Regions from separate parts of the Mus musculus genome. Here all the other regions are linked to region 4. The links are chromatin loops, found by intact Hi-C in ENCODE. Cell type or tissue: left cerebral cortex. All regions are shown on one strand. Region 1 holds the start of Crebrf (CREB3 regulatory factor). Region 2 has its middle 41 kb from the start of Gm34455. Region 3 overlaps Ergic1 (endoplasmic reticulum-golgi intermediate compartment (ERGIC) 1). Region 4 holds the start of Bnip1 (BCL2/adenovirus E1B interacting protein 1).

The links. Hi-C counts contacts between places; a loop is a spot of excess contacts. Peaks named below come from ENCODE experiments on the same cell type or tissue, not always from the same donor. Only the 100,000 strongest peaks of a DNase experiment are listed, where the experiment ranks them.
Region 1: it touches region 4 in a loop (4-fold over the local background); 9 of 42 quality-filtered maps call a loop at or near these places.
Region 2: it touches region 4 in a loop (4-fold over the local background); 6 of 42 quality-filtered maps call a loop at or near these places.
Region 3: it touches region 4 in a loop (5-fold over the local background); 12 of 42 quality-filtered maps call a loop at or near these places.

The regions. Positions count from the first base shown.
Region 1 is chr17:26,714,642-26,722,641 of GRCm38, reverse strand. Crebrf (CREB3 regulatory factor) reads right to left here and starts at 6,992. Exons shown (of 9, transcript NM_029870.2): 1 at 6,868-6,992. In left cerebral cortex, a CTCF peak has its summit at 4,547 (motif pointing left); DNase peaks (open chromatin) are centred at 6,343 and 7,101; H3K4me3 peaks cover 2,283 bases; H3K27ac peaks cover 2,054 bases.
Region 2 is chr17:26,459,175-26,467,174 of GRCm38, reverse strand. No RefSeq gene overlaps it. Among named protein-coding and RNA genes, the nearest start is that of Gm34455, 41 kb to the left of the region's middle. In left cerebral cortex, CTCF peaks have their summits at 361 (motif pointing left) and 4,356 (motif pointing left); DNase peaks (open chromatin) are centred at 337 and 4,344; H3K27ac peaks cover 2,101 bases.
Region 3 is chr17:26,656,583-26,664,582 of GRCm38, reverse strand. Ergic1 (endoplasmic reticulum-golgi intermediate compartment (ERGIC) 1) reads right to left here. Exons shown (of 10, transcript NM_026170.3): 10 at 7,649-8,000. Among named protein-coding and RNA genes, the nearest start is that of Atp6v0e, 16 kb to the left of the region's middle. In left cerebral cortex, CTCF peaks have their summits at 1,497, 3,982 and 4,183 (motif pointing left); DNase peaks (open chromatin) are centred at 1,461, 3,896, 4,176 and 5,502; H3K4me3 peaks cover 1,558 bases; H3K27ac peaks cover 1,347 bases.
Region 4 is chr17:26,776,693-26,784,692 of GRCm38, reverse strand. Bnip1 (BCL2/adenovirus E1B interacting protein 1) reads right to left here and starts at 3,614. Exons shown (of 6, transcript NM_172149.5): 1 at 3,517-3,614; 2 at 1,156-1,248. The coding sequence starts at 3,600. In left cerebral cortex, no CTCF peak of the experiment used is centred here; DNase peaks (open chromatin) are centred at 3,630 and 6,025; H3K4me3 peaks cover 1,352 bases; H3K27ac peaks cover 687 bases.

The DNA.
Region 1 (8,000 bases), 62 kb after region 4:
ATCCCAGCACCTATGTAAAAGTCAGGTGCTGGTGCGGCGGCTGGAAGCCCCAAACTGGGACTATGTGTGGTGAGGAAGACAAGCAGTTCCCTGGAGTTTACTAGCCAGCCATCGAGCCACCTCCACGTTCTGAGTTCTGTCTCAAAGTAATCACCCTTGCAACCTTCCCACTCTTGGGGAATCTTTTTTTCTTTCTCCTAGTAAATCTGTTCACTTTACTAAAAATGGAAAGAAAATGTGATGGGGGAAAGGCAGCTCAGTAGGTAAAGGTGTTTGATGTGCAAACCAGTTACTCTGAGTTCAATCCCAAGAACCTACATAAAAGTGGGAGAGAGAACCAACCCACCCACAAGCATCATGCATGCTCAAGTGCAGAAATAATTTGAGAGTGACTAAGGAAGACACTTATATAAAAGTATCACTTTTATCCACATATACATTACAAACACATGGCACCATGCACATGCTCATGTGCACATACATACAAACATACACACACACATACCAGATAGTAACATTGTAAAAGTCTGACTTTAAATTTTTTCATTATATTACATTTCTTTGTGAGAGTGCACAAATAAGTCGGAGGAAATCTTAGAGGAGACTGTTCTCTTTCCACCCGAGGACTGAACTCATGGTATCAGGCTTGTGATAAGCACCTGGAGTCACTTAGCTATCTCCTCAGTTCTCCTTCATCTGACTTTATACTACACTAAGCCTTGTTGTTTTAAAGGTGTTCTGAGTCTCTATTTAAAAGATGTATTTATTGTGTTTATGTGTACAAGTGTTTTGCCTGGATGCATGTCTCTGCTCCAAATGTAGGAAGTGCCTGGAACAGCCAAAGGAGGTATACGATCTACTGAAATAGGAGTTACAGATAGTTGTGAGGCGACATGTAGTTGCTGGGAACTACATGGGGGTCCTCCGCAGGCACAGCCAGTACTCTTAGCCACTAAACTATCTTTCCAGCCCTTCTACACTGAAATTTATAAACAGAAATCCATGCTATCCCTACCTCCCCCCTCACAAAAATAAAGACTTCTTTTTAAGTTTTATTCTTGTAGTGTTTCAAATCCCTCAGTGAGCAGCAAGTCTGTAATAGAGAAGGTGACAGGTTCATCAGGAAGAGCAAGCAGCAGCAAACCCTCAGACACACTATTATACTCAAGGCACATGGAGACATCCAACAAGTGTTTGCCTGTAGTGGTGACACACACCCAATAGTCAGGCAGTTAGATCACAGAGTGAGTTCCAGGACAGCCAGGGCTACAAAGAGAAACCCTTTCTGGAAAAAACTAAAAGATGAGCAAGCTCAGCAAAGTACTAAGACAATGGCCTTTAAGCCCAACACCAAGAAGAGAGAGGCAGGTGGACTTTGTGAGTTCAAGGGCAAGCACTGTTACATTACACAGATCCTATCTGAAGAAAGAAATTTAATTGAAAACACAAGTCTCTAACACAAGATATCACATCAGTGTTGGTGTTGAAAGGACAAAATAGTTAAACATGGTGTTTCATGCTTTTAATCACAGCACCTGAGAGGCGGAGGCAGGACTACTGGGACCTCAAGGCCAATTTCAACTATATAGAACACACGCCTAGCCTGAGATAGTCTCAAAAAAGGCAGATGGAAAGAAGAATTGGATAAACTGGAACTGGTAAATCAACAGCAGCTTAGAAAACTGCTTACAGAGTGACTTCAGATACAGAGTTTGGGAAGAAAAGTCATAAACTTGGTGGAAAGCAGACAAGATGTGGCTAGTGATAGAACAGAACAGCATTAGAGACATGAAGTAACACTGAAGTCCTCTGCAAATCTATCTCCTAGTCTACTTTGTCCCAAAAGAATGACTCAAACTAAACCAGCAAGAATGATTTTACACTCTGGCAAGATGGCTCAGTGAATAAGGCACTTGCTACCAAGCCTGACAATCTTGAAGTATAATCCATAGGACCCACACAATGGAAAGAGGAGGATAAGCTGGTGTCTGAGCTTCTTGTGCACACTGTAGCACATGTGACCTGTACACACAAACAAATTCAATACAGTTTTTTTGGAAAAAGGATTTGTGACCCCCCCAACCAAAAGGGACCTTGCTATAAAAAAAAAAAATCATCACAAACCAGATGTAGCATGGTGGCATATACCTTTAACTCAAGTACTTGGGAGGCAGCGGCAGGCAGATCTCTCTGAGTTCAAGGCCAGCATAGTCTACATAGACTAGTGTTCCTGGACAACCAGGGCTATGAAGAGAGACCCTGTAACAACAACAACAACAACAACACCCAATTATCACAAACCAGTAAAATGCAAGGCTCTTTCAAGCATGGTAGTGTACACCTATAATCCCCTACTGGAATGGGAGATGTAGAAGGATCAGGAATTCAAGGTCATATTACTGGATACATAATTTGAGTTAAACCTGGCCAACAGGAGACACTATCTCAAAAAATATAAACAAACAAACATCACACAACAAAAGTTGTAGGCCAGGCCGGGCGTGGTGGCGCACGCCTTTAATCCCAGCACTCGGGAGGCAGAGGCAGGCGGATTTCTCAGTTCGAGGCCAGCCTGGTCTACAAAGTGAGTTCCAGGACAGCCAGGGCTATACAGAGAAACCCTGTCTCGAAAAACCAAAAAGTTGTAGGCCAGTTCAAAGCCAGCCTGGAATATATACCAAAAAGAAAGTCTCAGAAATGGGGTGGGGGTGGGGTGCCTATAAAACAAACAGGACTATATTAATATATACCAATAGCTACTTTAAACAGTTTCAAAACATCTACATGGATATTGTGCCCTATGTTCTTCCAATGAAACTTTCTCAAGGTAGGAGATATATATACAATAGACTATTGATCCAATACTATCTGAAGTGTGTGTTTACATTCTCTACAATTTCCTCTGCAAAAACTTCAAACTCAAGACAGTATTTTTAAAAACAGGTTAACAATGACCATGGACTACTAATAAACACACCTTACTCTTATAAAGTTTCATTGGTTTTCTATCCTATCTTATCAGTCATCACCACACAAACTGCAGAGGTGAACAGCCACCACAGAGGTTATTCAATATTTACTATTTAATCCTACACTGGGAAAAGTTCAACTACTCCTGTCCTGGTATGATTAGAACAACTAAGCACTATGGCTCACTGTGACTCCAGGAATTCATGAAGCTGAAGCAGGAAGATCATGAAGTTCAAAGTCAACCTGGGCAACACTGCAAGGCCCCACCTCACAGAACCAAACAAAATAGTGTGATAGATTTATGACCAGCCAATATGTTTACCTTAAAATGAGACACTACTATATGTAGTAAAAGTCAGTGAAGCCTTTGCCAAAACAGCCAGGTACAAACCTAACTGGAAATAAGCCTATACTAATGACTCTCAAAATCCTATCATCAGTCTTGACTAAAAATTAAGTTTTAAAAGCTAACAGTGAATTCAGTTTACTATTTTAAGAACCACTACACTGCCAAGTGTGGTGATTCACACCTTTGATCCCAGCACTTAGGAGGAAAAGGCAGGCAGATATCTGTGGGTTCAAGGCCAGACTAGACTTCACAATCAGTTCCAGGACAGGAGGGGGACAGCACAAAAAATAAAAACTACTACACTACACTACGACAATTAAATAGAATGTCTCCGTATTCCCATTATCCAATGGATTTATTTAGTCACCACCACCAAGGACCTTAATCAGTTACCCTTTTACGCCAGAACTTACACCAATTAGGTTATTTTCTTCATCAAAGTTTGTTTTTCAGTTTGTTATACAACATACAAAGTGTCAAGGTGAGTGGAGAACCCAATATTGCTCTGGAAGTATCTATTTTTCTATTCTTACTATACTAGAAATTCCTGAGCCCAGTGATACTTAACTGTAGTCCCAGCAGGAAAGAAATGCTTGAGGACCAGGAATTCAAAACCAACTGGACTACAAAGTAAAACGCTGACTCCATAACAACATTTTGTAAACCCCAAATTATATTAAGCATATAAAAGAATTTTAGCCAAAAATAATCTCTAGTGTATTATATTTGCCATTCTTTTTTTTTAAGATTTGTTTATTTATTTATTACATGTAAGTACACTGTAGCTGTCCTCAGACACTCCAGAAGAGGGAGTCAGATCTCGTTATGGATGGTTGTGAGCCACTCCTGACCTTCTGAAGAGCAGTCGGGTGCTCTTACCCACTGAGCCATCTCACCAGCCCTTATATTTGCCATTCTTAAAAAATTACTAGCCAGGCGGTGGTGGCGCACGCCTTTAATTCCAGCACTCGGGAGGCAGAGGCAGGCAGATTTCTGAGTTCGAGGCCAGCCTGGTCTACAGAGTGAGTTCCAGGACAGCCAGGGCTATAAAGAGAAACCCTGTCTCAAAAAACCAAACCAAAACAAAACAAAAAGAAATTACTTCATGGGGCTGGAGAGATGGCTCAGCGGTTAAGAGCACTGACTGCTCTTCAGAAGGTCCTAAGTTCAATTCCCAGCAACCACATGGCTGCTCACCATCCATAATGAGATCTGATGCCCTCTTCTGGCGTGTCTGAAGACAGCTACAGTGTACTCATATAAAAAACAAAACAAAAAAATCTTGAAAAAAATTAGTACATAAGCAATGAAAACCAACTTTGACTAAGTGTTCTGGGTATCATGAAAACCTTTGCTTGGTTCTAACTTCAGACCTACCTTTTATAACTGATTGTAGTAATAGGACAGATTTGGACTTAGCAATACAACATTAAGTGATAGGTAATATTTTATTTACTATAAAAATTATATATAGCCGGGGGGGGGGTGGCCCACACCTTTCACCCTAGCACTTGAGAAGGCAGAGGGAAATGGATCTTTTTGAGTTCCAGGTCAGCCTGGTCTACGGGTTAAGTTCCAGGACAGCTAGAGCTATGTAGAGAAATGCTGCCTGAGAAACAAACAAAAAATAAAAATAAAAATTATATCTAATTAAAAAAATATATATCAAATAACCCGGGATTATATTTTTACCAAGTTTTAACAAAACTGAGGGTCAGTCACATAAAACCAATAAAAGTTGATGAAAATTTATTTACTATTTGTTAATATTCTTCAGCTGAACTCTTGAAGAGCTGCCTAGGGTGATATATCTATGATGTATTCCTACTCCTAAGTACTTCACCAAAGATGTATCAATAGCCTACTACCTTTGACAACATGAGGTCACAGGTTATAAACTCATCTTAAAAGCTTTAAAAAGCATTTAACAAGGCTAATATGGTGCCAAAACAATTCCAATTTTGTATCCACATTTCCCCATTTGGAGTATCTCTCAGCTTTTTTAAACTAGGCAACACTGAAAAATATTTTAAAGTAGAATTAAAGTGACAATCATTTTACCATAGGTCACAAAATTTACAAAAAATTCCTATTTCTGCTTTTGAAAAAATAAGTCAGACCTTCATTCTTTTTCTCATTTGCTGATACTGGATAGACAAAAGTCTAAAGACTCATCAGACCTAAATACTTTTCTCAAGGCTGTTTTCTCATTAAGTATGTTAGCTTCCAATTTATGTGAGCAAGGGAGGCAAATTAAGACTTGAAACACAAGGGCCTGATCTTTGGAAGATATCCACGTTTTTTTTTTTGTTTTTGTTTTTGTTTTTTTTGGGGGGGGGGTGGATAGAAACGCCGCTCACTCAATTTTGTCTGCTTTTCCAGTCCCAATTTTCTCTTTGCAATACCCAGAAAAGCAGAAGTTCCTCTGAATGCCTGCCTCTACACGGGAGACCTGGTACAGAAACACACCCCTAACTACAGAAATACCTCCTTAAGGTAGTCTTAAGATTCAGGCCTGCTCAGAAGTAGCAAAACGGTTTGTTTTCTTGGGTTAAAGGTGGGCGATTAAAGGGTTTGGTGGCAGGATCTACCAAGCAGCGGAGAGCCGACCAAGAAGGAGACGCCAGAGACCAAGCTTCATCTAGACCCAGGAACCGCCCCCTGGGAGGCTAGACTGCCCTCGCTACTTCCCTGGCCGCCTCCACTCGGGAGCGGCTGAGCCGGGTCAGGCTCCTCCGGGCATCTTCCGGGTCCCTCCGGGACTCTAGCCCACACCCAGCCCGCCCGGCCCGCGCCCCGCTCGGCTCGGCTCCTCGCCCTTTGCCCCGTCTCCGCCCCGCTCAGTGACAACCCCCGTCCCCAGGCCCGTCCCCTCCCATCTAATATGGCCGCCCTGTCGGACCAACCCCCAGCACAGCCTAACTTACTGGGGGGGAGGGGGGGCGCGGCACCGCCTCCCTGCGCCCATTGGCGCCACGGACCCCGTCTGCCTCCTCCATTGGACAGCACCGGCCGCCACTCGACAGCGAGGGCTCCGCCTCCGGGCTTTTCAAGCTGCTTAGAGAGGACATATAAACAAATCCCGAGAGGGAGGCCCCAGTCCCGCAGCCTCCGGGGAGGGGCCGGGGGGAACAGCAGCCCCACGACGCCCCTGCCCAGAGTTCTCCCGGTCCGCTCCTCCGTCCGGAGCCTTCTGAACACTAGCTGTGCCGGTCTCCCTCACACGCCCCTCTCCTCTCCTCTCCTCCCTCCCGGCCCCTCCCACCCGCTCGCCGCTCTGACAGGCCGGCTGCCGGCAGTCGCGATCCCTGGTTCCCGGGAGCGCAAAGGGCACGGCCCTAACGGGGTCGCCCGCCGGCGCGCGCCCGCCCTTTATATAACCGTCGGCCGCGGGGGCAGCCCGATTCGGCTCGCATCGGCGACCCCGTTCCGCGCGCCCTCGGCCCGGCGGCCCCCGCCCCGCTCTCCCGGAGCCGGGCACCCGCGCCTCTCACCCGCGGTTCTCTGCCGCTGCATCCCGCCCGCCCGTGCGACCGCTCGGCATTCACCTGAGGCTGAAGGCGGTTCAGGCACTGGATCCGGCCGCGCTTACGCGGCCGCGGGCCGTCTCCATGCTGCCTCGGTTTGTTTTGTTTATGTCCTTCCTGACGGGTTCCCGGAAATCGCGTGACTCGCCCCCCTCACGTGGGCCGCGGCGAGGAGGAGGAGGGAGGCGGGGGCCCGCCGCCCCAGGCCAATCGCGAGGCGCCCTGAAGTCTGGCCAATCAGAGGCTCGGCCGGGCTAGCGCCCGTCACGTGACACCAGAGGGGCGGGTTGCTGGGGAAAACCAGGAAGAGAGGGCGGAGCGGGGGCTAGTAGGCTGCTGCTGAGCGTGGGCGTGGGCCGCTGGGGATAGCGAGCAGTAAGCTCGCGTTCGTGCGTGATGTTCTTTTCAGAGGCTTCCATATTCAGTCTGTAGCCTCAGAACTAAGATGAAGGCCAAGGAGTCCAAATGCCCACTTTACAGTTTAACTGAACCACGGGGGATTACAGGAATATTAATTAGTAGGGGGCTGCATCGACATTCTGTTTAGTAAATGACGTTCCTGTTCCCCGATTGAATTGGCCTTCAGTTGTTTGTTCATTCATCAACTCATATTTATTGAGTCTGGATCCCCAGACCCTGAGTCGGCTGCATACATCTTTGGGATAGGACCTGTATTCAGCTGTAGAAACTGCTACTAGATGCTTTATGGACAAGACTGTCTAACCTGTGATAATGTGATGATTTACGCCTCTTAATCCTGTTGATATTTTATCGGATGTGTAGTTTGTGGTAGGTTCATTATCCCAAATAGTTCTCCGAACAGACACATACGATAAGAGAACTATTTAAAAAAAATACAAAAACAAACCTCAGGAGAATTATTGTTCAAGGAAACAACCTACCTAATTATAGCAGCCTGTGTTTCCAGAAATCTCTTTAGACTCTGGACCCTCCTGTCTTAGTCTTCTGGGTGCAGGGTTACTGGTCTGCACCCGCACACACATATGGACACAGAAAAACATACTTTCTTAAGCATAGGAAAAGAAGACTAAAGGACAGAGAAACCTCATCAGATTCCCTTCAAATAACAGTTTTCCCTTGGGAGTACTCGGGGTTTCAAAGCAGGCGAGGATGTAGGAAGGGGGTATTGTGAT
Region 2 (8,000 bases), 320 kb after region 4:
TGGAGAAAGTGAGAGAGCCCTGGATGCAGAGGGCTGTGGAGAGCCAGGCAGGGCGGCGGGAGGAGGGGTCTCCAGGGTAAGGCTCCCTCTGCTTCTTCCCACAGGGCTGGCCCGCAGCCTTGCTAGGAGCAAGGGCCTATGGGATTAGTGGGCAGGAAATTCTCCAGGAGCATCAACTTCTAAATCTAGTTCCTCACCACCAATGGCATGAAACTCTGTAAGGGCTTGGGGGTGTAGCTCAGGGTGGAACGGGGTGGGGTGGGGGGATTGCTAACAAAATCTATAAAGCATTTGAGAGCAAAAGTCTGTGTGCCAACAAGGGACTGATGCTGCCACCTGCTGGACACCCAAGGAAGGGGCTCTCAGGATCATTCATGGACCCTTCCCTGGGTCTGGATGCCAGTTTATTGATGCTTTGTGAGATGTACTAGGGTCTTTAAAGATGTGATGTCTTCATCAGTAACTGGGGGAGGGGGGGCTCCCGAATTTTGTAGCATACCGGGGAACTCAGGCTCAGGGGAAAGATGGGTATGGACCAGGTTGCAAGTTTTTGGGGGCAGCCAACCTCGAGTCTAATCCAGGCTCCAAAATGGGGCTAAGTGATGTCCTAGAGGAAAATGAGAGAAAATGGAGGAGGGCAGACAGCCCAGTGAGGGCCCAGCTGGCCCCATGGCGGCCCCACTCCTGGTCCTTCCCTCCCAGGTGCTTGCTGTAGGGGGCTCTGCCTTCCTAGGGGGGGGGTTCATGGACCCTGTGTCAGTCCTCCATGCCAGCTCTCCTTCAGTACCAAGCTTGGAAATTCAGTCTCATAGGGTGAAGAACCTTGACAGTGCCTTTCCAGGCATGTGGGACAGAGGACACCAGGACTCCAGCTTTGGATTCCAAGCAGTCTATTATAGAAAGGAGGCCAGACTTGAGCCAAGTTCCTACAGCCTATGTGGACACATTTGAAACCAGAGGGTCAGGCTGGAGAGTGGACCAGGAGACCTTCTATGGGGTAGAGGTGGGGAGGGGTCCCTGAAACATCTGCTGGGGTCAAGGGCATGACCTAATACTATTAGGGCATGCTTCCAATGGAAGGCACATTCCTGATGCTAGTGAGGCCTGTGCTCTCCGTTGGACTCTGCTGGTCCCCGGCTCCATGAGCTTAGGCTGTCCCTTGGCCTGCTTATCACGCCATACAATGTGGTCAATAGTATTTCTAATTTCTCTAGGCTCAGCCAAGAATCAAGATCAAATGTGCATAGAGCCTCAGGCACGTAGTAGGCCCTCCAAGCATGGGGCATGAAGGGCCCTACCAGTACTCAATAGTTGCCTCAATGCCTCTTCAAAGCTGAAAAGCAGGCCTTGTGTTGTGATGCTGCTGTATAACAAGGGAAACTGAGTCACTAGACCAGGAAGTGCCTGAGTCCAGGCTTCAGCCTGAGTCACAGCATAAATGCTGGACAAACTCCTCCTCACCACCCCTGGAAATACTTCATGCTCTGTGACTGGCTTCCTCTCCTTCCCTGCCTTGCCAGCCAGGTAGATGGTGGCAGGAGCTGAAGGAAGCGAGGGCATGCTTCACCCCAGGAGGGGCTTGGATCTTTCTTGAAGGCAAGGTTCTCCTGTGGCTCTTTCAGTGAGGAGAAGGCTCACGGTTGAGGGAGGGCTTCTCTCAGACCTGATGGGTACCCTTGCTCCATTAGCATTGCCGTTCCCTTATACACACGGGACTGAGACTTGCAACGTGTTTGCCCAGGTCCTACAGCTGTGTTGTGGCAGGACACGAGTTCACCCCTGCAGCACCCCACAGAGAAAGCTGAGTGGGCTGTCACAGGTCACCTCAGCTCCCTCAGAGCAGGCTAGCTCAGAAGCTCAGCAGGAAGCCCTTCCCATCCCATCTCTTCAGAACTGGGACAAGTTTTGACGTCAGCACATCCACATTCTTGCCCTCTAGCCCTGGGTGGGGTTGTTGATTTCCTCCCTCCAATGTTGGTATCACAAACAGGAAGCTGGGTCATGTGGGCAGGCCTGGGCTGAGGGCTCACGGGGGACAGGGTCACGCTTCCCGCCAGCTCTACATTTCTAGCAGGCGGTCTATGCTTCTGAGAGGTTGGGAGTCTCTGTTCTAATGTGACAGAGGGCCATACTGTCTCCAGAGCTACTCGGAGGGTTTCAATGACCACGCTACCTGCCTTGGTCCCCAGAGTGCTTACACTGGCCATGGTACGTAGCTTCCTGCTTCTGCTCACGGAAGAACAATAAGACCTTTGCCGATGGAGCACTGACGCAGGCTGCGGGCTTCATATGGGTCCTTGAATTCTTATCATCAGACTTTCATATCCTTTTACAGATTAGACCCCCAACACACTAACAGGTTAAGCCAATAGTTCGAGTTCCCACCACTGTGGGATTGGGTGGGGCAGGGATTTGAACCTACACAGTGTAGCCTAGAGCTAACCAGCACAGCCCCTCCCTCTTCCTCCTCAGCTCAGCCCCACTCAGGCTGTAATTCTGGAAAATGCAAACTTGATGGCACCGGTTTGGGGCTCATTTCCTCCATGGCTCCGTACTGCCCCAGGGCTTGAAAACCGTGGTCTGCGGAGTCTACGGCTTAACCTTCGCTGCCCGGCATCTACCTTGATTTCCCCCTTTAGATGCACCAAGCTAATCTGCTTTCCGAATCCAACTCCTTCACCTGCCAGGACTACCTTCTGTAGAGAGGAATCTCAGGGTATAGTGGGGTAAGCTTTGTACCTGGTCACAAAACCAGCCCCCATGAGTCTGTCTAGTCTGAAGCCTTCTATGGATACAGAGGTCCCCAGTGTTAGCTTGCACTGGGTGGTAACAGGTTCTGTCCAAACGGCAGCTTCCCAGGCCCCACCCTGGAGGGGAGGGGTTTGGTCTGAGTACCTGTATGTTGACCTTTTGGCGTGAACCTGAGCATCCTCCAGTCCTTCCCAGCCCTTCCGGCTGCCTGATAAACTCAAGTTGCCATGGAAACAGAAATGCTTATATGGGGTTTTTAACCATAGGGCTCTGTTCATCCAAGGCCACCAGCCCCGACCTTCTGCAGCAGCTTGACTTGTTAAGAACCTTGGAATCTTTCCACTCACAAGTGTATTTCCCAAATCCCAGAGAGGGCTGATACAGAACAGAGGCTCACATGGCTGTCTGCACATTGGAGCATGAACTGTGTGGCCCATCTAGGCCCTAGACTCTGTCAAGTATAGACGCTGCTGCTGCTGCTGCTGTTGCTGCTGTGGCAGTGGAGGCTGCTGCTGCCTGGCGACCACTCTTGGAGAATCACTGGTATGAAGGAAGCCAGGTTGCAGAGTTGGTGGTCAGACAGAGGAAGTATGGGTAGAGGCCTGGAGCTCTACTGGATTCTGCTGTGGCTCAGCTTTCTTATCCTCAAATGTGAAGAACAGCAGGCTACCTACTGCTGGGGGTCATAAGGACTTCAGGGCACGGGAGGGATCAGAACTGTCCTGCCACCTGGCTCTTTCCACAGATGTTTGCTGAGCCAGCACCATGCTCCTTCCCCGATGTGTCCGGGGCCCAGTTCTCATGGGCTTCATGGATCCTTCCACCCCCTTGAGGGACAGGCTGTCCTCTGGGCATGGATGGGAGGTAGCACGGGAGGGGTCAAGCCATGGCTTGGTCTCTCTTTACCAAGTATGCTTATCCTTGAAGGAGGAGACCGCAGGAGCCTAGCTTCTCCTCCTGACTGTGGAACCCCTTCAACTCCATTAGACTCCAGCCCTCACTTATAGTTACTATATTCAGAAAGCGGAACTCGAGAGCAGCATATTGGAATCTCACACTAGCCCACTCTGTACCACTTGGGATAAGACTCATCCCTTGGCCGAGTTCAATGCTGTGGGCTATGCTCACAGTTACTGAGGAATGGTCTTGGTGTTCAGATCAACTGTGCATCCTGCCAGTGCTCCCATTAGATGACCCTTCTCAGACTTAATAATGGGACGAGATGAGGCTGCGACTTGGAAGCCTCACAGAGGGCTGTGGAGAGCTCCCTTCAGGTGAAAAGGTTCACTCATATACGGTAAGGAAAAGGCAGTCTGAGGTTGTTGCTAACGTTCCGCAAGAAGAAATCTGCTCCTGACGCTTCAAAGGAGGAAAAGGAATTTCGGGCTAATCATGTCACATGTCAAACTGCAAACGTTCTGCCCAGGGTTTGTGGAGGGATGGGAAAGGCATACACACTGGGAAGCTGCACTGGGCAGCTTGCACTAACAGACTCATTGGTCCAGTCAGGGTTCTCCAGCCGCCTGTGGATTTTGGACTGTCACCTGCCAGAGAGGGTGCAACGGGAAAGGAAATCAGGTAGGTGCTTTCCCGTGTTATAGCGCCCTCTGGTGGGCTGAAGGTGTATGGTCACTGTGACTCAAGGCTGTTGCAGCTAGACAAAACAGGAGAGGATGGAGCAAAGATAGGCAGGAAAGAGGAAGATATGCATGACAGAGAGGCAATTTACACTCCCTGAGAGCAGGAACCTGGAGGAGCATCCTTCCAGGCAACGGCCACAGTTTAACGTACTCTGGATGGGGTCTCTCCGGCCCAGGAGAGGATTGGAAGTGGAGGTGGCTGTTTTGACAGAGGCGAGGGTCCTACTGTGAGAGAAATTGCTGAGGAGATGAGCCAGGGCTGGTTCTGGGACCCAGGTGTTTGGCTATGTAGGCGGGAGTTAGGTCTGAGTGTGGCTCCTAACTTCATATGCTGGAACTTGAGGCCTAGCATATCCCTGATGGAGCTGAGGCCTTTGTGTTCTTTTAGGTCAGAGAGGCCCTGCCCCTGTGAGTGGATTAGCACCAATATCAATGCCACCGGGGCTGAGTGTGTATGAGCATGCACACCCACCAATTATCATGTTCTTACTGACCAAGAGCACCTTGCCAAAAACCCAGCAAAGGCCCAGGAGAAAGGATCAACTCTTAGACCCTTTGTGTGTGTGTGTGTGTGTGTGTGTGTGTCTGTGTGTGTGTCTGTGTGTGTGTGTGTAATTGAGGGGAGAGTGCATGTGTGATGGATTGAGCATGTAAGTCAATATGGTGTGTATACATGTGTAACTGGGGAATGGAGCATGTATAATGTATGATGTATGATGGACTTTTGTAGGTGAGAGAGTGAGTAATGAGGGAAGGAGAGAGAAAAGAGGGCAGGAAGAGATGGGCAGGCCTGCTGAGCTGCTGTGCCCGCAGCATGGTGTGAGGCTGGAGGACCCGAGAAAGCTGGCAAGGTGAGATGGGATTCCCCCAGTGTCTCCAGAAGAGAGGGCTTCAGTGAGCTCCATCGCCTCCTCTGGAACTGCGGCGTCCAGGTTCTGCAGCACGTCTGAGTCGCTGCTCTATCATTCCATTGTTCATTCTTATGGCACACAGTAGCCCAGCATCAGATACCCCGAACCTCAATCACCATTCCTGATAATAAGCGCTATTGGTGTATATACATCTCAGCCATCTAGACTGCTGCTGCCGCCGCCGCCATGTGGGTTCCTGAAGCTGCTTCCTTCCATAGAGCTCAAGTGTTTACATGGGTTAAAATCTGAAAAGAGCTGTAAGTTCAAAAGACACACAAAGATGCCCAGGCCCGTAATCCCAGCATAGGAAGCCTTGGGCAGGATTATCATGAATGCTAGGCTAGCCTGGGCTATAGGATGAGACCATATCCATATTCCATATACCTCTCTCTCTCTCTCTCTCTCTATCTCTCTCACACACACCTCACTTAAACAACACCAGTTACTCACACATACACATTCTATCGTATGAATACCCACATATACACAGTCCATGCTTATGACTGTGTCCTTTGCCACCTACACACTCTTTACACACACTCAAATGCCTAACTTACCTGCTTTCCTTCACACTCACACAGACTAACCCTCAGTTTACACACCCACAGCTCAACAATCTTGATCCACCTCCATCCCTGTTCATGCTCTCACATCCTTTGAGTGCTCACCCTTGATCCCTGCGTGCGTGACCCCAGGATCTCCCTTGTGCCTTCTGCTCTCAGAGCCAACCGCCAGCAACCAGTGGGTGACCTGAGAGGCCCTTGTGAGCCCCAGCCTTCTGACAGCTGCGTTGGAGACACAGGGTCCCTGTCTCTCATAGACACATCCAGAGGTGTGTGTCCTAGGTGATTTGAAGTCCAGTCCAGTCTGGAATAAGAGTAGACAGTGTCCACGACGTGTTCTCTCTCTCCTATCGAGAGGAAGAAATAGAAGCAGAAGCCAGGATGTTTGGGAAGAAGAAGGGAACCAGCAGTGTGTGTGTGTGTGGGGGGGGGGTGCTGTAGGAGTGAGCACAAAGTGTGTTGTATGTATACATCCGGAATCCAGCGTTCGAGCCAGGTCCCAGATATCAACAAAACCAGCAGTAGCTCCACTCTCTAAGCTTATTAGCTTCTATACTGGAACACTGGTTGTTCAGAATGTGTTGGGAGTGCCCAGACTTTGGGGATGGGGTGAGTCCCACCTGTCTTTGATTTTAGGGCTCTATCTGCACTTGTTGGGAGGAGCCATGTATCTTAAATATTCAACACTACCTAGAAGGTCACTGTGTTGACTCTCCTTATCCACAACACCTGTTTCTTCTGCCATTACTAATGGTCAACCATCTAGTCCTACAGAAAACTCCTTCTAACAACCGCCTGTTTCTCCAGCCTCCTTTCAGCAACCTGGGAGAGAATGTATGTCTTCATCTTTGTCCCCTTCACCCCCAGTCTCTCTGCAGGACACTTAGGCTTCAAGTCCAGCTGCTGTGTAGCTCCCTAGCATCCTTGCCATTGCTGGTGCCCCAATCCTGCCTCCCTCAACAACAGTGGCATCTTTGATATAGTCTTCTCCTTTCTCTCTTGTCTCCTGGATATCATGTAGTCTGCTTGATCTCTCAGTCCTGAGGCTCCTTGATTGTCACGAGCTCCCATCTCTCTGTCCATCCTTACCTTTGATTTGACACAATCCATGATATTTTGAAAAAGATTTATTTATGTTATGTATGTGAGCAGACTGCCACTCTCCTCAGTCATACCAGAAGAGGGCATCAGATCCCATTACAGATGGTTGTGAGTCACCACGTGGTTTCTGGGAATTGAACTCAGGACCTCTGGAAGAGCAGTCAGTGCTCTTAACTGCTGAGCCATCTCTCCAGCCCATAATCCATGATTTTTAAATATTTACCATAAGTTGTTGCACTTACCTGTGTATCTTGGCTTTAAAACTTTCCTGGCTCCAGACCCATAGCAATAATGAGTGTCTGTCTCATGGACATCTCATGGCTCTCTGATATTCCCAGGCTACTGGCATGACCACCTACCCAAGGTCTCAGGTTGGACATTTAGGGCTCATATTTGATTCCTTCCCCATCCAATTCTCCCAGCCCATTCCATTATTTCTGCCTCAAAACAAATTCCTAGCTATTATCCGAGTGTCTGAACCCTCCACACAGCTCCACATTCTGAAATTCAAAGCCCCAAGGAAAGAGGATATTATGCAGTGAGGCTTTTGTAGGTGGCGTCTGCTGTGAAGATGGATCATTCAAGAACGGGAATCAATGGTGTATTCATGAGAGAGTTTATTAAAGGGAGAGTAATAAATGCTTTATTAAAGAGAGCGTTCCCCCTGCCCTATAGCATCTGAGGGCACATCAAAGGGTCTGCAGGCACCTCCATCTTGGAGCTGTAAGAGCATGTTCACACACTCCCCAGTCCTGCTTGGGGGAGTGGGGACTAGTTGCAGGACTCTGGAGGATACCAAAAATCCTAGATGCTCACATCAGTTTTACAAACAGCGAGAGATTTGTGCATGACCTGCATCCCTCCTGAATATCAGCTCATCTGATTTGCAGAATCATCCTCCATACAATGCAGATGCTTTGCAAACAGTTGTCAGACTATATACTTTAGGGAACAACCTGATAAGAAAAAAGGTGAGGGAAGTGGTCTTTAAATGTTCGGTATAGGAGTGAACCACACGGTGAGGAGAGTCAATT
Region 3 (8,000 bases), 120 kb after region 4:
GAGGAGAGAAATACCCAGAAAAGGAGTCTGAGACGTTGCCAGCAACTGTAAGCATAAGCATGCTTATATGGAGGTGGTGGTGCCACCTCCAATGAATGTGGCCACTGGATTTAGCCACACAGGTTACTGATAACCCCAGCCTAAGCAGCTGGGACAGGGATGAGACTGGAGAGCATCCACGAGTGAATGGGAACACAGGGTAGTCCTCTCTCTGTCTATCTCTCTTTGTGTCTGTCTGTCTTTTGAGACAATGTCTCCTTGCTGTCCTGGAACTTGCTCTGTAAACCAGGCTGGCCTGAGAGAGTCTCATGCTCCTATCTCCTGAGTGCCAGGAATTAAAGCATAGATCACTATGCTTGGCAGGTGGAGACGACTCTTTTGAGAAACCGGACTATGAAATGAGGAACAGAGCAGTAGCAGGAAGGATATGTGGAGAAAGAAGAGAATATGAATTTTCCAGCTTGTTTGCAAAGGAGAGCGATTTGCAAGGTTGCGGTGGCCTGAAGACTCTTGACGTTCTCCTTTATATAAGGCAAACATTTTCAGGTTCATATTGGTTTTTCAAGACAGGGCCTCTCTATATAGCTCTGACTATCCTGGAACTGGATCTGTGTAGACCAGGCCGGCCTCAAACTTAATTTGTATGCCTCCTCAGTGCTGGGATTAAAGGCCTATGTATAATGATGTGTATACGTCTGTATGTCACATGACTGCAGTGTCCATAGGGCCCAGGGCATGGAATCTCCCTGCAGCTGGAATTACAGGCAGTTGTACGCTGCCAGACATGGGCGCTGGGCGCTACACTCAGTTTCTCTGTAAGAGCAGTGCGCACTCGGAACTGCCCAGCCCGGCCTGCCTATCACTGGCCTCGCCACTCTTTCCACTTCACTCGTTATATTTTTTACTAATTTACCTCTCAACCATCAGATGTCCATCCAATACGCAAAGCCCCTCACTTTATCTCACTTCATTCCCTAAAACAATGGTCAGATCTGTACCTGGAGACAGTCTGCTTGTGATAAGGGCAAAGGGGACTCAATGCACTGTAGTGGCTCTGGTCTAGCTTGTCGGCAGTCACTCTGCCGCCTTGCTGAGGTCTCGGGGTATGTGACTCCTGCAGGATTTCATGATAACGAGGTGCATGAGCTATACGCCCTTGAGTAACTAGAACTCGAGGACCTTTGGATGTACCTGGTCCTTGCGAATGGGCATAGAGCAGACGCTCTACTTCTGCCGCAGTTTCTTGGACAGCCGGGAAGACAAGGTCTTTCAGAGCATGTAGGAGGGGGCATAGAGATGGTGTTTGAGGTTTATGCTGCGGTCCGAAGTCACCAAGGGATGGAACTGCCTACAATCTGGGTCCTGGCGGAACCACTACTACCCACCGGTTCCGGTTCCGGTGGCGTGCATTGCAGGCCCGGAAATGACATTTCTTGTAGCTCAAGCACAGAAGGGACGCGAGTCTGCGCTTCCTGCCTCAGGAAAGCAGAACAGCGCCCCCTGCGGCTGGAGTTGAGTCTCGGCATGTTCTCTCCGTGTAGCGGAGTAGGCAGGACCTCAGGCTGGAGCCCCTAATGGAACCGCTTTGTAGGGCCTGAAACAGAAGCTCATCGATGCTTCTCTGGCTTCAGTTTCTGGTTTTGTGTCGGGGACCGAACCCAGGGCTTTGGGACCCTTTCTAGCTTGGCTTGGTGTCTCATTCCTACTATTCCAGTACTGGGGAGGTGGAGAGCCCAGAGGATCAAAAGTTAAGAGCTGGCCTGGAGTGTATGAGACCCTTTCTCATAAATCAGCCAACCAACCAAGATATATCTGTTGGGTACTTCGACAGGCATTAGCCGGCTCGGATACCACTGAGGATGGACTCTGTCCAAATCTGCTTGGCCTCCCACCTCCTGCTTCCTTGATGACACACCCATTTTAAGATAGAGAAGCACTGCAAATTGCCCCTCTTTAAAATGTAAAATTTCAAAGGAAAGGGAGGATGCCCAGTAAACTAGGCTAAAAGCCCACCTTGCTTGCCATGACACCTCGGGCATTATTCCCAGAAGACAGCTCTTCCCTCACCCATTTACCCCACACCCGCACAAGCTGCTCTGAGACCTCCGTTGCCCAGCCTGCAACCTTTTCTTGGCCTTTTCTTACATCTCTCCTCCCGGCTGCCACAGCTGAGATTTACAGCCCACAAGATGGTTCTCAACTTCTTTTTGAGTCCATTTTAACAAAAATTATTTTTATCAAGACGAAGACCCACCTCCTATTTCCCAGCAACCCTTTTATCACTGAGCCACATGCAGCCCCAGTTCCTTGATGATGTCTTTTTAGTTTCTCTCCATTCCCAAACACCTCACCCCCAAACTTCACCCCCCCTTTCCCACCACAAAGGAGTCTGTAGAAATTACATGGGTTTCAAATGGAAAAAGAAAAAGAAAAAGAAAAAGAAAGAAAAATGAAAAAGGAAAGAAAAGGACATGACTGCTCCCAGGAACAGTGAAGGAGAAAGTTTATTGTAGATAAAAGGGAGACATAGCCAGAGGCGGACATAGCTGGAAGAGTCCAGGCTAGAACTGACCCTGAACCATGGGAAGATGGAAAGGGGAAGAGGAAGGGAGAGAGAGGAACCAAGTGCAGCAGTCGGGAGGCCAAAGGTACAAAAAGGAAGGGTGGGTAACCAGAATGTCTGGATTATATAGGGAAGAGTCTCTGGGGGGAAGCAGCACAGCTTGATTTCAGGGTAGAGGGCAGGGCTTGCCAGCCATACCATGTAAAGCATCCTGAGGGGTGCTGGGAGAACCTGGAGGCCAGGTGCACTGTAATATGTTAAGTAGGTACCTCAGTCAGGGTTTAAACTTAACAGATATATACTGCACAGTTGCTCTCAGCATCCTGGTCACAGAACCTCCATCTATGGCTATTCAAGTCCATTCCATCATAATGTTCACTTGGCATATATATGTATATGTATATCCTATGCATGTCCTCCTGCATAATCATATCTAGATATAGCAACTAGTACACTGTAAAGGCTGTATGAGTTTTGATACTGTATTGCTTAGGACATGAAAAGAAAAAAAAATCTGTACATATTCAGTATAGATGAACTTTTAAAAAAATCTAAATATTTTCTACTTGTGTCTAGTTTAATTTGGGTGAACCCTACCCATGTGACAGGCTGATTGTAATTGTCCAAATTCTTTAAACACCATGACACACCTTTCAAAAGCCATCTGACTGGCTTCTTCAGAATTACTAAGAAGTTCTATATGCAGAAATTTGGGTCCTATTGCATACAATTCTATAAAAACACATGGTGGAAGGTCAGGGTTATATCTGCATTACTTTAAATTAAATTAAAATGTAATTTATTGATGCTAGAGATTGAACTTATAACAACATATTAAACACATACCTTACCACTAACTTACACTTCCTGATCCCTCAAATCTGAACTTTTAAAAAAGTGTTCTCTCACCTTCCAAGAATTTTAGGGAGAACCAATGTTCTCCCTAAATGTCCCCCCGCCCCCAACCCCTCCGTTGTTTGTTTAGCCCTTGCTTGGCTCATAAAGCCATACCTGGTCCCAAGTGTGTCTTTCTTGCTGGACATGGGAACTGTCAGTTTTATAGTCCTAACTCTCTGATCTGTAGAGTAGGTATAATCTCAGTAGGTTGTCGTGAGAATTAAATGGGTTTCCTAGAGTGTTCAGGACAGCATCTGGCACAAAGCAGTTCTAATCAATCTTCCTAAGAAAATCAGATGTGTGGGCTGGCTCACTCCAGGATAGTCCAAAAGTCAGCCTTTGCATCTACCGTACGTACTCTTCACATTTAGGCTTTTATGCTGAGGACTGGCTCTCAGCGCTCAGACTCCTAAAATTAATCACAATTATGTAAACCCTTAGCTTTGTTTGATGGAAATAGGTGCGATGCGCCACGATGGGAGACAGTGTGAAGTGTGCTTTCTCTACCGTTTATTTCTATTTTTTGTATTATACCTTTTTTTTTTTTTTTAAACCGAGTGAGAGCTTTGGGGAAGAGCCAGCTCACCGTCTTGAGTCCATGGCCGCCCACCCCCCCCCCCCCCCCCACCTCTGGGTCCTTGCCTTCCCCTCCTCAGCCTTGCACCGGAGCTCTGCTCTTCTGTTGGAAGATTGCTGGTAGCGCGGGCGCCACCTGCAGGTTCGTCAGATTGAGACACGCTGCGCATCCTCTGGGAGTGAAGTCTTGGTCCTTCCTGGGTTTGCCTGAGCTGTGAAGGAGGCACCTGTCCTGAGCACTGTAGTAGTGAGGAGGGAGGGAAAGGGCCTGTGGTTTCTGCTGTTTTCATCTTAGGAACCCAAGTGATATTCTGTGCAAAGTATTATTCGTTCGTCGTCTCTAGCCCTGCCACTCATCCATTCATGGTGCATGGACTGAAAACCTACTTTGTGCCAGATTCTAGATACAAGGTTGTAATGTTTCCTTAACAAATGGAGACCTTTAGATATAGAAAAGATGTCTTGCCCAAAGCCATCTTCACACTGGTCCTGTACATAGTCCTAGTTTATCAGAGTTGGTAAGATGGAAGATAAATTGTCCAAAGCCAGTCTTACTGGAGCTCTGAGGACTGCAGGGGCCGGTTTAGTACTTTATTCTAGACGCCTCTGCAACCTGTGTTGGAGATTTTTGGAGGAAGGCTCCACCTGGACAAAGTGTCCTACTGTGGTTAAAGAGACCATGGCAACTGGAGTACCACCCACTGTCAGTGTGTCCAGGTCAGAAGGGCTCGGGAAAGGCTGCTATCGGCTGCCTCTACTGTGATTAAAGTTGTACCACGGGGCCTACCATCAGTCACTCTCTCTGTTTCTATGGAGACTTGGGGGCAGGTGCCAGCATGACTGTGCCCAGCAGGGTCACAGTTGTCCTCACAGCAGAGCTTCATGGGAGTGAGTTCATCCATTCTCTGGCTCCCTTATTTTGCCTCCTCTACTGTACATTCAGATCTGTCCCTGCTGCTGGTTTCCTCCAATGTTCAATCAAGTAGTGATTATTCGGCATCTCCACAAAGCTGGCACAGAGCTTTGATAGGAGACGTGGAAGCATTCTGACTCTGTAATGTTCCCACTTTCTTATAGGATGGCTTAACGCAATGGTTCTCAACCTGTGGGTCGCGACCCCAATGGCAACTCTGCTTCTGAAAGCACTTACAATTTATAACAGTAAGATTACAATTATGAAGTAGCAACAAAAACAATTTTATGGTTGGAGGTCACTACCACATGAGAACTGTAAGAAAAGAGACAAAAGGCCCTCTTGCTCTGACTCTCCTCCGTTTTGGCTTTCTGTTTTGACATTGCTCAGATGACGTTAGGGCTGAGGAACAACCACCAACCGCCCCCCCGCCCCCCCCCCCCCCGCCCCGTGCTTCCTCAGAACCCGGTAGTCAGGCCGATCTGGGTTGGAATTTCAACTTTACCACCTGCTAGCTGTGTGGCCAGGGTGTGATTACGCCTCTGTTTCTTCCTGGCATGCCGAGAATGCCAAGTCCTCCCAGTGATGGGTTGGAATGAAATGCATGACCTCACCAGCAAAGAACTGGCAGGGAGCAGCTGCGGGGAGGAAAAGGGGTCTTCGGAGAATGCCCTCCCTCATGAGTTCCCATTCACATTCGCACGATACCATGTCTATCTTCAGATAACGAACCTTCGAGAAGCATGCACCAGGTTGCTTTGTGCTGGGGGTGGGGGGAGGCCTGTAACACCGAGCTACACCTCGAGCCCGAAAACAAGTTTTAAAATAATTTTTTAAAGATAAATTTTATTTATTATTATATGGGAGGGTGATCAAGCGTCATGGCACACATACGGAAGCACACACATACTCTCTCCTTCCAACTTTACATGGGTTCTGGGATTGAACTCAGGTCATCGTATACACCAGCTATCTCACTGGCCCTTAAATATTTTTCATTTCTGTATTTACTTGTGTGTATATACATTCATACATTATATACCATGGCAACGAGGGGGCTAATTCTTCCATCATGTGGGTCATCAGGACTGGTAGCTGTAGTGACAATTTTGGTTTCTTTAAGAACACAAAAATAAAAGAACGTGCTTTCACTTTAATCTCAGCTGGGGGATGTGGGATGCGAGGCTGCTTCTGACTGTCCGAAGCAGCTATGATTTGCCTCGTGCTCTAGCAGAGGCACGGTTTTGCTGGCTGCAAATGGTTTCGGCGATTGTGTGATATTTAGAATTCTGGGAACTTTTCAGAAGGTGTATAAATGCCAGGGCCCCAAGAGGCAGTGCAGGTGGTTGGTGGTTGTACAGGAGTGGGGTGTGGGGGGTTGGCTGCACTTTGTTAGTAGTCCTGCTTAAAGGAGGAACAAGAAAAAAATAGATTGAGATCTCTCTTTGTCTCCCCCTGCTATCCTTTCCTATGTAGTGATAGCAGGGGAAACTGGGGGGATAAAGGGTGGGGAAAAGAACCCACAAAGTAGCAAAGACGGCTACAGTAGCAAGTTCCTTTCCCTGATGAGCCATCCCCTCCACCCCCAAATTTTTCTCTTAAAAAAGGCTTTAGACCTCTAATGGCCTGTCATTGTTTCTAGTAAATAAAAGCAACTTACCGTGACTGACCTCCCCTCTTCCTCCTTCCTCTGAGTCCTGTTACACTTCCCTTCTTCCCAGGTTTCCTCCATGATGACACCCATCTCGCCTAGCACTTGAACCTCTCCCTGGGATGCCCCTTCACCACTGCCTCTTAGAAGCACTGCAGCCCAGGGCCCCTGGCTAGGATTCAGTCTTCCATGTTCTATGTCAACTTCAAATACATTTGTCAGTTCATGGATCCAGTTCCAAGGAGCATCCACGGAGAAAGTCCCTTGGTGGTCTGTGTTCCAGACAGGTGGCATCCCAGGGTAGATCTCTCAAAATTTCTGGAAACGCTACTGCTTGAGGACAAACGGGAAATGGTTCTTTTGTTTTTAGCAAACACTTTAGTAAAACTAGTGTTCTATGGGTGAACGGACTGCCAGCCTGGGTGCCTCACCCGTGGCTCAGTCACATCAGGCTCCCCTCCTCCCAGGGTGATCTCCCCCTAAGGTACCCATAGTTAAACTTGATTAGAAGAAATCCTCTCTCTAGAAGCTTCCACAACTCTCTACATATATAATCTGACTGGGATAAAGCCAACTAGGCTCTTCAAGGTCAATGGTTTGTAACCATATCCTGCAAGATTTTCTTGGTTCTCGGCAGACCTTCTCTCCTCCCCCTCCTCCTGCTCCTCCTGCTCGTCCTCCCTTTACAGGGCTTCTCTCTGTAGACCAGGTTGTCTTTGAACTCACATAGATCCTCTTGCCTCTGCCTCCTGAGTACTGGGATTAAAGGCATGTGCCACCACACCTGGCTTTATTATTCTTGTTTTTCTTGACAGGTTTTCTCTGCTTTGTCCTGGAACTCACTCTGTAGATCAGGCTGACCTTGAACTCAAAGAGATCTGCCTGGCTAAGCCTCCTATGAGCTTAAGGCAGATCAAAGGCGTGTGCCATCACCTGGCTCTCTTCAGCACTGTCAACCGCTGTTCTTTCTGTAGAATTAAATTTCACTCTCACTCCCACCCTAGACTCTGGGCTACCCAGCCACCATCAAGGCAGAGTCACAGCAATATTTCTGAAAAGCAGCCTTTTAATATCTAATTGAACCCAGTGAGTGGGAAAGAATCAAAACATATGTCCCCTTAAGAATACCTTTACAAGAACAACAGGCCAGAGGCGTCTCTTCCATGGGAAACTGGCATACCGTGTCCTCACAAAAGTGGGATTTCAACTCATACGCATGCCACATAGTTCCCGTCCCATCCCACCCTGCCCAACCCTCCACAGGTGACAGATTCACACACCAAAGGGACTGGTTTCTTAAACTGTGGAACAGAATGTTTAAAAGAAGATAAGAAATCTAGCCAAGTGGCCAGGGGCAGTTTACATACACAATAAGAATCAACTCATATAAAAAGGGAAGT
Region 4 (8,000 bases):
TATGCTGAAGGAGAGGCTGGAGGGAGGCAGGGGTAAGAACATGACAAATGAGTGAATCTACGTGAGAACATTTACCTAAACCCAGGGAAGGAAATAAACACCAGGTAAGCATGCGGGCACTTAGGAGACAGTCTTCCTTAGAGTTGCAGAGTCTGAAGAAAGGCATTTTAAGAAAATGAATTAGCTCTAAGAATTAAAGCAGGCAAGCAGCCCAAATGGATACCTGTTAGGAAAGAAATGGCTAGAAAAAACTACAGCTGTATAAACATGCCCCCCACATGGTTAGGCTGCAGCATGTCCACTCCTACAGTGGGAACATATCAGCGAAACAAACCCTGGGAAGACGTGGAAGGATCAGATCAGAACAGTTACCTATTGGGAGAAGGAGGGGTGCAGAGAAGAAATAAAGGACATCCCCAAGACACATAAAGGAGACCAATGGCTGTGGACCCATACATCCGCACATATGATATGTTTATAACGCAGAGAAAGCAAGATGCTTTTTAAAAGTTCAGATGGAAGAAGCAATAGCGGAGATGGAGATCACCCAGGTACAGTGACAGTGCTGACATTCTGAAGTCAGTTCAAGGCAGAAGCATTGTCTAAGCTCTCCTTCTGCCTACGTTCCTGCCAGCTCTGGAAGAGACTGTCTTCATCTGCTAAGGAACAGTATCTGTTGAAGGACAGTTTGGGGACAATATCATTTACCAGATGCAGCAAAGCCAGGTGGTTCTAGACCCAGCCAGTGTTGGGCAGATTCGTAGCACTCATCCCTAGGACACAGCAGTGGAGATGGCTGTTAGTCACATTTCCTTCTCATTTGTGTTTTGAGACAACACTCGCACCACAGGGAAAGTGAGGTCATGAGCATGAGGTGGGGGCGGTAACTCCAGAAATCGGGAGGAGGCTACTACTGTGCAAAATAATAGCACCGGAAACACCAAGGAAACTCTGGCAATGGACTCAAGTAGGGAATGAATGAGTGTGTAGGTTCCAAACTTTGTTAGTCCAGTCACCCTCACAGTCACAATGTTTCCTACTCTCTCCAGGTGGCATGTGAAGGACCTGGTCAACTCTCAGGCAAAAATTCTTCTTGGCCAGAGCACGCACCCCTGCTACCCACCCTTCCAGAACAGGCTTTGTAGCCTCACTTACCTGGATCCTCTGTTTTAACTGTTGGAACTTTTCTTTCACCTTAGTATTCAGTTCAGTAAGCTCACTTAAGGGTCCAGAACAATCTCGAATATCCTGGAAGGCAAGGAAGAGATGAGGGACCTTTCTCCCGTCAATGAAATGAAGTGTCCTCATCGGCACAGTGAGAAAGCAGATTCAGACACAGCTAAGGTGGCCCAAGCTCTACCTTGTCCTGCTCAGTGCTGCTCTCCTCCACACAAGAGCAAACTCCTCATTTTCAGCTTCCTCATTCCTTGTAAGATTAACACCGAGAGCCTAATATGAATAAACAGACTGGATGCACAGTTCAGTAGTACAGCACTTGCAGAGCATACTTGGAGCCCTGGCTTTCAACAGCAGCAAAACACACACACACACACACACACACACACACACACAGAGAGAGAGAGAGAGAGAGAGAGAGAGAGAGAGAGAGACTCATGTGCACGCATGCACAAATGCACACAGACATGAATACACACCCCTGCATGCACATAGACTCCATATGCATTGTGTGTGTAGATAGGTAAACCTCAACCTCGTCTTAGATGTTTAACAAAGTGCCACTAGGAAAGGCTTAAACAGCTTCCATGTTCAACAGAAATAGACATCTAAAAAATACTGTAAGTTCAGATCCTTCCAACTAAATCCCTAGTGACCTGTAACAAAGTTAATTTAGTCTGATTTTTACAAACCATCTGTCGCAAGTCAAAAACGTTTAAAGATGAACTGAGAATTTGCTTCTGGAAAGAAAGTCAGAATTATGAGAGCCAAATTTTAGAGCAGGTTCTAGACTTAAGCTACATATATTCAAATCCTGCGTATAGCAATTTATTAGTGCAGTCTTGGAAAACTTCAGTTCTCTGTGCCTCCATTTCTTCACCTTACCTACGTCAAGATGGTATTTCTCTGTGTAGAACACTTAGCAGAATAGCTGGAACACTGAAAGAATACAATGTATGGGGCTATGCTTACTCACTAGTAACCATAAGAACCCAAAACACATATGTCACCAGAGGCCTACCTAACAGGAAACTATGATAATATGAAGTATTATGATGCTATTACATAATTTTATATTATGATATAATATGAAAACCCAACTTTTCAAATTTTGGATATAAGGGTTTTTTTGTTTTGTTTTTTTGAAGACTCTATGTAGTACAGGCTGGCCTCAAATGCATGATGGTCCTGCTTATGCCTCCCAAGTGCTAGAGCCACTACCCTAGCAACTCTGTGTTATGTATGTATATGTATTTACATGTGCATTCTGAGGACTGAAACTAGAGCCTTGCACATGGCTAAACTTTAACTCTACTCTGAGCTAAATTTACCCCCAGCCTCTGGTAATCTCACTTGTATAAATCTTGTTTATTTTTCTAGAATTGGCCCATTTTTTTTGTTTGCACATCTCAGGAGTAAAGTTTGCGGCGTTTCTTTACCTGTTCTCTAGCTTACTCACAAAATCAACACTTCCTCACAGCACAGGATAAACTGCTAATGTGGCAGAGTGTACATCTGGCTTACCAGAGAGCACTACTCTCCATGCTCCTTTTTATAGGGGCTAGTAAAGCCAAGCTTACCCCAACAGCTAGGCACAGCCCATTTATGCAGCACTGGGGATGGCGAACCCAGTGCTGGGCAAAGTCCTCACCAGCGGAGTCACACCCCTACCCTTTCCTTATTTGCTGTCACAGCTTGTATTCTGAGCCGGTTGGGTTCTTTTTGCCAAACTCTGGAGCCATTTCTACATTCCCTGTTCTTGCTTGTGTTCCTGCACTACTGTCTCCTACTTAAGACCTGCTTCCAGATAAGCGCCTCATTTTCCAGTCTGTTTCCGGGTAGGGAAGCTCTAAAATGATTTTCCTAGGCTGGCTTTCCCCATCCAGGTCCTAATACTGGCACTGCCTGCCTTCTGACCCAGGATCTTGCACAATATTTGAATTCTTTGTTCAAAAAATTACAACCACGTCCCAGGTTAACTTAGTTAGCTTCGGGCAGGGACTGTCGGGCCAGGTGGCTTTGGGTGCCTCAGGGTCCCTAACTTAGGGAAGTGGGCGTGGGAGGCGAGCAGGGCGAGGGGTGGGGCGGGGCTACAGCCGAGAATGCGGGTGGGCGGGCTAGCCCAGCACGGCTGCAGTCCAAGGAAAGGGAGCGGCGTGTTAGGGTAACTCAGGGGTGGGCAAACCAACAGTTCACAAAAGAAAAGCCTGAAGGTCAGTGATCTCGGGGAACCGACCGAATGGTGCCTTAGGAGCCATCCTGGAACCGGACCAGGCGCGAATATTCTGGAAGATGTCAAGGCGGCCATCGAGAGCCGGACAGGAGCCTAAGAATTTGTACCTGGATAAGCGCCTTCACCTCTAGGTCGAATTTGACAATCTCTTGGTTACAGATCCGGACGTGGACATCCTGGGGAGCCGCCATGTTGGAAATGCGGCTACGGCGAGCGGCAGCAGCCAAGCTTGAACGCGTTCACGTGGCTCCTGCCCGCCTTTCCGTACTTCTTCAAATGTGATGCTGCGGGAGACCCCGTGTGGATCAAACCAGGTCAAGAGTCCAGACCTGAAACTTTTCTTGTCACGTAGAACACGCACAGCTTCTCTGGTCTGCTCCTACTAAACGGAAAAGTGGAATGTGATTATGAAGAACCATTAGAGTTGGGGTGGGGGGGAGGGGAAAATACAACTCAGGTGATGATAGGCTGGCATGCCACATGGCCTTCAGGTTTGTTCCCAGTACTAGAGATACAACAACAACCCGCTATTCTAGTGACCTTTTGGATGGAAAAAAAAAAAGGATCAATTCGGATGTCACCAAAGTTACATTTTTTTTCTTTAAAATTTAAAGCAAAATGTATACAGTAGGTATGCATTATGGAGGAAGACACAAAACTTGTAAAGGTGCAGACTTAAATACAGGTCACTGGGGCACCTCCATTAGTACAACCATGATCCTGCATTGTTGTCCTTACACATTTCTATGGCTCTGGTCCTGCCCTTTGTGTAGAATTGGATTCCAAGTATCTCATAGGAGTAGTTCTGACTGTGTGGTGTGATAGAAACAATGTCAGTGCAAACCTCAAAGAAGGGTAGTGTTTTTTAAAATTATTATTTCTTAAGCCCTCAACACCACTGGACACTTTTCCCCCACCCTCCGGGATTCTCCAGGCTCTGTCGTCTTGGATATGGGTTCCCTCTTTTTAAAATGTTTTTCTCAAACTGCACACACAGCCCCCAGTCTCCACGCCTACCTGTCCCAAAGCACCCTGTACCACCCACTTCCTAAAAGGTGCTCAGTAGCTGGCTGCAAGTATCAAAGGCCTGGATTCCAGGCTTGTAATCAGTTTCCTCAGTAGCATCACTCCTAAGTTAGGTCACCTAGAGGATGGAATGAGGTGTTGATAATGTAGCATTGAACTCAGTGCTCACTAGTTGCTATACATGTACTGTTAAGAAACACTCTGGGAGTTACTTCCCTACGTGCGGCCATTTTCTATGAAATGCTTCTGCCCAGCAGCTGCACTTGATTTGTTAGGCTATAGAAGTGGAAGGAAGAGGGGGTGGAGGACGATGACAGAACACACGGGACAGGTGAAAGGCCCTAAGTATTTTCTTTGCTTTTCTGAGGCAGGGTCTCACAGAGCCCAAGCTGGTTCCCAGCTACCTATGTAGCCAAGGATGACCTAGAACTGCTGGAATTACAGGCACTGATTAACACCGCAGCTACTAGACATGCATTTTAGCTCCACACAAGCTTTCCTATATCCTTTTTATCTGGGTGTGGTAGCATATGACTTTATCCCAGCACTCAAGGGGTAGAGGCAGGGAGATCCCCATGAGTTCCAAGCCAGCCAGGACTGTGGTGTGAAGCCTGTTTCGTCATACTGGTTATATCAGTTTACACTGCATGAGCAAAACTGTGGAAATGCCTATTTCCTTATAGCCCTACCAGCTTGGTGTGCTGACACTGGTGTTATCATTTTGTCTCTTTTTCAAAAAAACTCCTTTCTTTTGCATCTCTCATAATGAATGAGACTGAGATTAGTATTCACATGAGCTGCAGAATTTGTAGACTCTGACTTTGCTGATGGTGCTTTTTTGCCTTAAAGAGGATTTAAATTTCCATAATTTTGCATAGCATTGGGAGATCTTCATGACTCTGGACTTGGGTCTATGTTAAAAAGTCCTTCCTCTTCTACAAGGATCAGCGTGTCTGTCTACTGCTTATTCTTTAAAAACCCACTTGTATGCTTAGCCATTTTGAAATATATGTGGTTCACAGTGTGAGACGCAGAACCAGCTTCACACTTTCTAGGTTACTTAGTGGCTTCAACACTAAAGGGCCCCCCGTTTGTTTCACTTCGGTTCTGGATGCCACATTGACCATCCTGTTTTTCTGTGTATTCCAGACTACTTTCAAACTCTACTCTACTTGCCCGTCTACTCACGCTCTGAATGTTTCTATACAGAGACTTCTGTATGATAGAGGATTGAATACTTGATTTATCCTCTTCCAACTACAACATATTTCCCACCTATTTTTCTCTCACTACTTTAACATATTCTTGGTTTGTTTGTTAAGATGGGAGTCACATTCTCAATGTGACTCAGTGCCAGTAACTCCTAAGTTGTTGACAGGTCCTGCTCTGGAATCCAGTGTGTGTTTTCATTCAAGTTTCTTCTGTATTCTCCATAGTACACTTTTCTTTCAATTTAGTACATTTTCTGTTCTTTAATTCAAGCACTATTTTAAGATGAAAAACTTTTAAAAGAACTAGGTTGCCATTCAAATCACTGCAATGTTCTGGGTAAAGCTCCCCACTGAAGACACTGGAGAAAACCCACAGTCAGCCCTGGACAAATTGTTCTCATGTGTTTGGATCCTAGCCCATCATCCTTCTTGGGGAAATTTCTACGCAATCAGCTGTGTCTGCAGCAGTCAAAGCAAGGAGCTCCCCATCTCTCTTCTTTCCAAGCCATTTTGTTCCAGTAAGACAACCCTAAGCTGGAGGCTGTCTTGAAGGAGCAGTCACATACCCCCTGCACCAGCCCTGAATCCCTTCTAATCTTGCTCCTTTTGTTCAGTATCTGTCTCTGAACTCCTCTACACTGACTAGCTTCAGATCTTTGACTTTCACATTTTAAACAGCTTGCTTTCCTCTGCATGGGCATTCTTTCAAATACTGGCCTGGCAAACCTGAGGTAAATATGAATTATCCTCAGAACGCCTCAGGCAGATTAGAGTATGAACTGAACTGTATTACCCTTGCCTGGATATAGGGCTTGTCCTATCATCTGAGTGCTGTCGACTCTTCTGTAGAAGGGACAAGGCCACCACCCTCACTGGGCCTGATAGTAGCTGAGGCTCTTATTAAGACAACTAGCAAGGTTTAGGGGTGCCACCTCCATATGTAAGGACGTCTACTACCTTCTAATTCTAAATCTTTCAGCTGAATTGGGACAGAACTTCTCAATATTTTTCTTTCAAATTCTTCATCGCACTGTTGCTTAAGAATTCACCAGTTAAAATGTATTGTGGTACATGCCTTTAATCCCAGCACTTGGGAGGCAGAAGCAGGCAGATCTCTGTGAGTCTGAGGCCAGCTTGGTCAACAAAGCAAATTGAAGGACGGACAGCCAGAACTGTTACACAGAGAACCTGATCCCCCACCCCCCAAAAAAGAACAAAGGAATTCAGGAACTCACTAGTTGATGTATCTCACTGATGATATCATGGAAGACCTAGTTTACCTAGCTCCTAAGAATACCCAACACTTTGAGAAGAGCCCTTGTAAAGAGTGGTCTTCAAACTTAAGTCCTGAAGGAGAGCCCACCCACAGGAAAGTACATTTACTTTGCTTTTTTTATGGCCTCAGTATCACTCAAATTGGGGGTGGGGGTTGTGAACAAGTTCAAGTCTTATGTGTCTGTGTATAGTCCAGAGGTCAGCTTCAGGTGTCATCCCTCAGGTACTGTCCTGTTTTGGGGACAGGTCTTGGCTTCCACATTGGCCTGTGGGCCCCAGGGATCTACCAAGTGTCCACATCAGACCTTGCTGTTCACTTGCGTGTGGGGGACGAGACTCAGGTCCTCATGCTCACCTGGCGCTCTAAAAAACTTGCCCTCTCCCCAGTCCTCAGCAGCTTCTTTACCATCCCCACAGGATGTTATGTTTGTTTGTTTGTTTGGGTTTTTTTTTTTTTTTGGAGACAGAGTTTCTCTGTATAGCCCTGGCTGTCCTGGAACTTACTTTGTAGACCAGGCTGGTCTCGAACTCAGAAATCCGCCTGCCTCTGCCTCCTGAGTGCTAGGATTAAAGGCGTGCGCCACCATGCCCGGCATCCCACAGGATGTTATAATTCCAGCTTTGCTTGTGTTTTCTGGCCACACGACAACCTCTTTGGTGGACTGATTTTGTGGAGCTCTCTTCCATCCTTCTGTAACACAGCATCTACACATCCATCCTGGCAGAGGAGGTTCTCAACAAATGCTTGTTGCTGAACAACATTTACTCCTATGCCACCTTCACCCAGGCAGGTTCCACTGGCTTAGGCTCACAGCTCCCCTAGCCTAAAGATGGTTTTGTCCAAGTTATCAAAGGACAAACTAAGTATAAACTATTGTTTACAGAAAAGCAAATGTTTCTATCAAATAATTTCTGTATAGCTAAATCTCACTGAAATAAATTAAAAGCCAGCTTAGGGTGTCAATAATTAGGGTGTTAGCTCTCTGAACATGCCCCAAAGAGAGGCGGCAGAGTCGGCCCCCTCTGCTCTCTGAGGCTGGAATAGTCTTGGAACAGGCTGTCTTGAGGAATGGATGGCT